Regions from separate parts of the Mus musculus genome. Here region 2 is linked to region 1. Evidence: chromatin loops called from intact Hi-C (ENCODE). Cell type or tissue: left cerebral cortex. All regions are shown on one strand. Links, peaks and the distances in the headings refer to the core of each region. The heading gives the core; the rest is flanking DNA. Region 1 overlaps Atf7 (activating transcription factor 7). Region 2 holds the start of Gm4544 (predicted gene 4544).

Region 1 (2,908 bases), core at 239-2,738:
TCTATAAGAGAGCAGGCTGAGCTGGGCTTGGTGGTGCACGCCTTTAATACCAGCACTCGGGAGGCAGAGGCAGGCGGATTTCTGAGTTCGAGTCCAGCCTGGTCTATAAAGTGAGTCCCAGGACAGCCAGGGCTATACAGAGAAACTCTGCCTCAAAAAAAAGAGAGAGAGAGCGAGCAGGCTGAGCAAGCCAGGGGAAGCAAGCCAGTAAGTAACATCTCTCCATGGCCTCTGTATCAGCTCCTGCTTTCTGACCTGCTTGAATTCCAGTCCTGACTTCCTTCAGTGATGAACAGCAGTATGGAAGTGTAAGCTGAATAAACCCTTTCCTCCCCAACTTGCTTCTTGGTCATGATGTTTGTGCAGGAATAGAAACCCTGACTAAGACAAATTGGTACCAGCATAGTGGGGTATTCCTGTGACAGCCTGACCATGTTTTGGGGAGGACTGTGGAAGGACTTTAGAACTTTGGGCCAGAAGATCCATTCGGTGTTAAGAGTTCTGTCAAAGTTGTGTAGGAGCTTGGAAGATAATGTTGAGAACAGTGCAGAAGATGAAGGCCTGGCTTGTGAAATTTCAGAGGGAAGATTAAAGACTTTTTTTCAGGGCCGTTGCTAGTTTGATTGTGAAGATTCTGTGGTTCTGGTTAGCTGGGGCTGAAGAATCAGCTGTGATTAACAAGATACCAGAACTACTAAAGCAAAAACTTTGCATTACTGGGACTATTGATGCTGGTTAGCTGGAGCTAAGAAATTAGCGGTGATTAAGAAGAGACCATCATCACTGAGGTGACATCTTCTGGGAAGTGTTTTCTGAGAGCACAGAGGCTGTGTTCCAGAGATAGCCAAGGTTGTACCTTGTGCTGTGGCTGGACTTGGTAATGTGTAAGAGTTACCCAGGTGGTACTGGTTTTGAAGGCATAAAGGTGTCACGCAGAGCAGCTGAGGTTCGGCACTGTGAGAGGCCATGGAAGGCCATTGGTGAAGGTGCAGCCTCAGTTGCAATAGATGGCCCAGGACTGAAGGGGTCATGCAAAGGAGTTGAGGCTTGGCACCATGAAGAGAGCCTATGAGAGGCTTTTGGTGAAGCCTAGTTACAGTGGAAGACAGCAGCGTTTTGGAGATGCCAGTACCATGAGATGACCACCAAGAACAACAGCAGCAGCAGCAGTGGAGTACAGGCAGCTGGAGCCTAAAAGACAAGGTGTGTGCTACAAAGGGCATGGCTGGAGAAGTGACCCAAGCCCTTGGAGGAGCCCAGAAGATCATGAGTTGGATCCCAGACACTGGACAGTTGGAGTTTAATTTTTGCTTTTGATTGTGACTGCCCTGTCATTTTTCCCTCTTGAAGGAAGAAAATATTTTAGTGGATCCCACAGTTAAGAGACTTTTAATTGTAAAAAGTCTTTGGATTTTAAAAGATATTGGATATTTTTTTTTTAAGATTTATTTATTTATTATATGTAAGTACACTGTAGCTGTCTTCAGCCGCACCAGAAGAGGGCATCAGATCTCTGTTACAGGTGGTTGTGAGCCACCATGTGGTTGCTGGGATTTGAACTTCAGACCTTTGGAAGAGCAGTCGGGTGCTCTTACCTCCTGAGCCATCTCACCAGCCCGATATTGGATATTTTAAAAGGATTGTGGGACTTTTAAAGTTGTTTAGATCTTGGGGATGAATAAGAACTAAGGGTTGAGGCTTACTAGTGATGTGTTTGTGTGTCAAGTTGACAAGGGGTCAATTGTACTGGCTGGTTTTTATGTGTCAACTTGACACAGCTGGTGTTATCACAGAGAAAGGAGCTTCAGTTGGGGAAGTACCTCCATGAGATCCAGCTGTGGGGCATTTTCTCAATTAGTGATCAAGGGGAAAGGCCCCTTGTGGGTGGCACCATCTCTGGGATGGCAGTCTTGGGTTCTATAAGAGAGCAGGCTGAGCAAGCCAGGGGAAGCAAGCCAGTAAGTAACATCCCTCCATGGCTTCTGTATCAACTCCTGCTTTCTGACCTGCTTGAGTTCCAGTCCTGACTTCCTTGGTGATGAACAGCAGTATGGAAGTGTAAGCTGAATAAACCCTTTCCTCCCCAACTTGCTTCTTGGTCATGATGTTTGTGCAGGAATAGAAACCCTGACTAAGACACAAGCCTTGGAGTCTTAGAAAGATCATGTCTCAAAACAACAAATCTGAGAACATCAAAAGTTTCCATTTTTATCAAACAATTTCAAACTGTAGAAAGATTCAGAATGGCTGAACAGACAGCTCTCCTTATACTGTAGAAGGTCAGTTCAGTTTATGGCACCCACTTTGGGCAGCTCACAAGCCCAGCTCCTAGGCATCTGACAGTGCCTCTGGCCTCTGAAGGCACCTGTACTTATGTGCACACACTCACAGGAAGCCACACCTATACATAACTTTAAAAGATAATAAAAATAAATCTTAAAAAAAAGGAAAATTATGATTTTACTGTTTCTTCTACTCTCTGTACTTACCCTATTTGCCTGTTGGATGGTGGAGCCTGTGTGATGACAGAGGTTGGGGAAGGAAGAGTTGGATGAAGTGGATCATAACCTAAGTGGAGAGGCAGGGAGCCAGGACGTACAATGGTAGGTGTAGGGGTAGAGATCACAACCGGTTTTGTGGTAACTTCCTAGGAAGAGGAGACAGTAAACCACAGAATGTTTTAAGAACTGTGTATATGGAAATACAATGATTTTATTGAAAGAGTATTACAAATAATTGTGACCCAATTCCATCACAATCATATACCCATACCTCATCCGTTCAGCAGGAATGATGATTTAAGAACATTTCAGAGATGATGGCTATACCAATGAGATGACAACTGGAAAATCATTTGAAATCTTTGGAGCTACACTATACCATATAATAGTATAGTATCATGTGAATT
Region 2 (2,908 bases), core at 294-2,793, 110 kb after region 1:
AGGAGGGAGGCTGTGTCAGTCCCATGTGAGAGACTACAGTGGCTGGCAACCTAGAGTGGAGGAACCAAGGGTGCCTGCTGGGTTCCATCTGAATCGCTGGGATGAGACAAGTTAAGTCATGGATGAAAAAGAGACATGATTGAGTCTGGGGCACAATGTGAAGGGATTGCAAGGTACTTGGTGTTTGTGGTGATTGGGTAAGGGAATGATAGATAGGAGGGAGACAGAAAAGAGGCAAGAAAGAAATCACTTGAGATGCCATGATCTTTTTTTACCACTAAAAGGGATCTGGACTTTGTAGTCTATTTAGTTACTGGAACTCATTCAATGTTTTTTTTTGTTTGTTTGTTTTTTTTTTTTTTTTAGCAGGAGGGAAATTGATCAAGTCCATGATTCCAAAGATAATTAGAAGCAGTAATGTGGACCGAAGGGAGACACTGGAAGTCAGAAGAAACTCTGAGGAACTTCCTGATTTTTAGGAGATGGCCCAGTACCCAGTATGGTGAATAGAACCAGGCTACCACTCATTACAGACTGAACTGCATAAGCTTCACAACTCTTATGCTTAAGTCGCAAGTAACCCTCTGTGCCTGCAAATATGATAGTGGGGAATGTGTGGACACAGAAGCACACAGAACAATGCCAGCTGAAGGCACAGGTCTACTGCTGTAACTATGAGCATCATGTGTTGCTGTTCCCCAGAACAGGGTAGACAAGATGGCCCAGGAGCCCCCTTATTTGTTTCAGTTCATTGGAGTCCTGGTCTCATGTATCCCAGGCTGGCTGCACACTCACAATGCCTCCATGGCTGGTTTTGAACTCCTGTTCCTCCTGTCTCTCCTAGGATCAGAGGCATTTGACAGTATGACCAGCTGTCTTCGAATCCCTTTATTAGGAGACTCCTTACAGAGCAGCCCTGACATCATTTTGCTCTACCAAAATGTAGTTTTGGGGGAGGCCAGGGCAGTAGTGAGGTGTTCATGTTTGAGGCAGTCTACTGTAGTGTAGTCTGGCTTCAAACTCTCTGTGTAACCAGACCTGGCCTGGAACCTCTGCTCGTCTTGCTTTCTACCTCCCAAAAGCTGGAATTGCAGCCACCCCACCATGCCCAGTAAAAATGCAGTTTCTTTTGCAATTGAACAAGAACTAATAGGACCCTCAAAGACAGGAAGGTGAAAGTCAACTTAATGAACAAACTGTATTGAGAGGAGAATCAGAAAGAAGGCAGTGACAAAGCTAGAGAATGTGCCAGAAGCCTCAGGCTCCCCAGCTACTTCCTTAGGTAGAGGCTTTAAGTTGGGGGTTGTCTTCCTTCCAGCATCATAGGGAAACCCGACAGAGGCCTCACCAGTCTTTCCAGGCAGGGAGTTCCTTGCCAAAGCAAACACTCCCAGTTCTCCGATTGTGCTCAGGCCGGGGTAGGGGAAAACAAAGATCTCTTTCTCTTCTTCCCCAGTGCTATAGCTGCAGCCAAAGGCGGTGTTTACACAATCTTCCCCAGTGAGGAATCTGTTCCTTTCCTCTCTAGGTTGCAGCTGGAAAAGATTGAGTTCCTCCTTGCTGTTCCTTATTCCAGAGTCTCTGGGCAGGAAAGGTGCCCACTTCTTGACCTTCCCACCCTATGCACTCAGAAGTAAACTCTAGGGACAGGACAGGGGAGTTTGACAGCCTATCAGGCTGGGAATGGGAGCAGAGCTCAGAAGCCCAGCTTCTGTCCCAGCTTCTGATTCTCTTCATTCTCCTCCATTTCCTACATCCGAGATACATTTCTACAAGAGAGTCAAATGATCAAGTCCCAGGGCAGACTGGATTATTCTGAAAAGATGATAGCAGGTTAGTAGGTAAAGTGCTTTCTAGAACTTTTCCTTTCACCTTCAGTGTATTATTAGCTAGATCTAGCAGGGCAAGCGTCTCTCCCATATCCCCTAAACAAAAGCAAGAAGGGGAAAGAGAGTGGTAGAGTCTAATTTTAGTGCTGGCAGAGAATCCTAGTGTTAAGTTACTCTTGGTAAACTGGTAACTAAGAAGCAGCAGAGAGAAAGAGAGAGAGAGAATTTATAGTCTAGCTTTCCAACAAGTCATTTTAAAACCTAATTTTGTGCTGGGTCTGCAGCTCAATGGTAGAACATATGTTCTAGCCTGGTGATACCTTGGGTTCAACCCCCAGAGCCAAAATTAAAGCAAAGCAAAAAAAAAAAAAAAAAGAAAGAAAATCAGATTAAAGCTGTGCTAATTTCACTTATTCTGTGGCGTCTCAGGGAGGCAGATGCAACCTCATTTCCCAAGGGAAGGAACACGCAGCCCAGGAAGAGAACACAAAGCTCGGTGAGTAACTGGAGCCCCAGATTCTGGATCTCTCAATCCATATTCCACAGGGTCAAACTGTTTCCCGAAAGCAGCAGGAGTCTTTTATGGTTTTAGGTTTTTGTGGTTCTAGGGATTGAACCCGGGGCCTGTTTGTGCTGTATAAGCATTCCACCACTAGAGAACATCTCTGGCCCTTGAGTCTTTTGTACTGAGTAAACTTTCCCTGCTGTAAAGTTTTTCCCTGCCTCAAATCCCTATTGACTGTTGCCCTGTTGCTAAGGGAGCCAGGCTAGATGTTTATTACTCTGCTGCTATGTTTTGGAAACTTGAAGTTACTGCTTCAGGTGTTGGGAGATGTGGATAGAGAAGCCATAGGGAAGGGGGTGGGGGGGGCGGCGGCACAAGTCTGCTTAACTCAGAAACCATTCCTTCACATTATACAAACACCTCACTCCAGCCAACTTCCCCACCCCCACCTCAGCAAGATGTGCAGAGAGAGTCTTTCTGTAAAAGCAGCTTTGCAGTTCCTGGAAGGCCATAATCCACCATGGTTAAAAATATCTATCACAGGGCCAGAGCTGTGCCAGCTAAACTGAGCGTG

Evidence for each region. Hi-C counts contacts between places; a loop is a spot of excess contacts. Peaks named below come from ENCODE experiments on the same cell type or tissue, not always from the same donor. Only the 100,000 strongest peaks of a DNase experiment are listed, where the experiment ranks them.
Region 2: a loop joins it to region 1, with 2.1 times the contacts of the local background. A loop is called at or near these places in 16 of 42 quality-filtered maps.

What each region holds. Positions count from the first base shown.
Region 1 is chr15:102,548,915-102,551,822 of GRCm38, forward strand. Atf7 (activating transcription factor 7) reads right to left here. Exons shown (of 12, transcript NM_001310067.1): 6 at 2,490-2,647. Among named protein-coding and RNA genes, the nearest start is that of Npff, 26 kb to the left of the region's middle. In left cerebral cortex, for the core only: a CTCF peak has its summit at 1,498 (motif pointing right); no DNase peak of the experiment used is centred there.
Region 2 is chr15:102,655,454-102,658,361 of GRCm38, forward strand. Gm4544 (predicted gene 4544) reads left to right here and starts at 2,019. Exons shown (of 2, transcript NR_166829.1): 1 at 2,019-2,325. In left cerebral cortex, for the core only: no CTCF peak of the experiment used is centred there; DNase peaks (open chromatin) are centred at 1,397, 2,056 and 2,276; H3K27ac peaks cover 1,869 bases.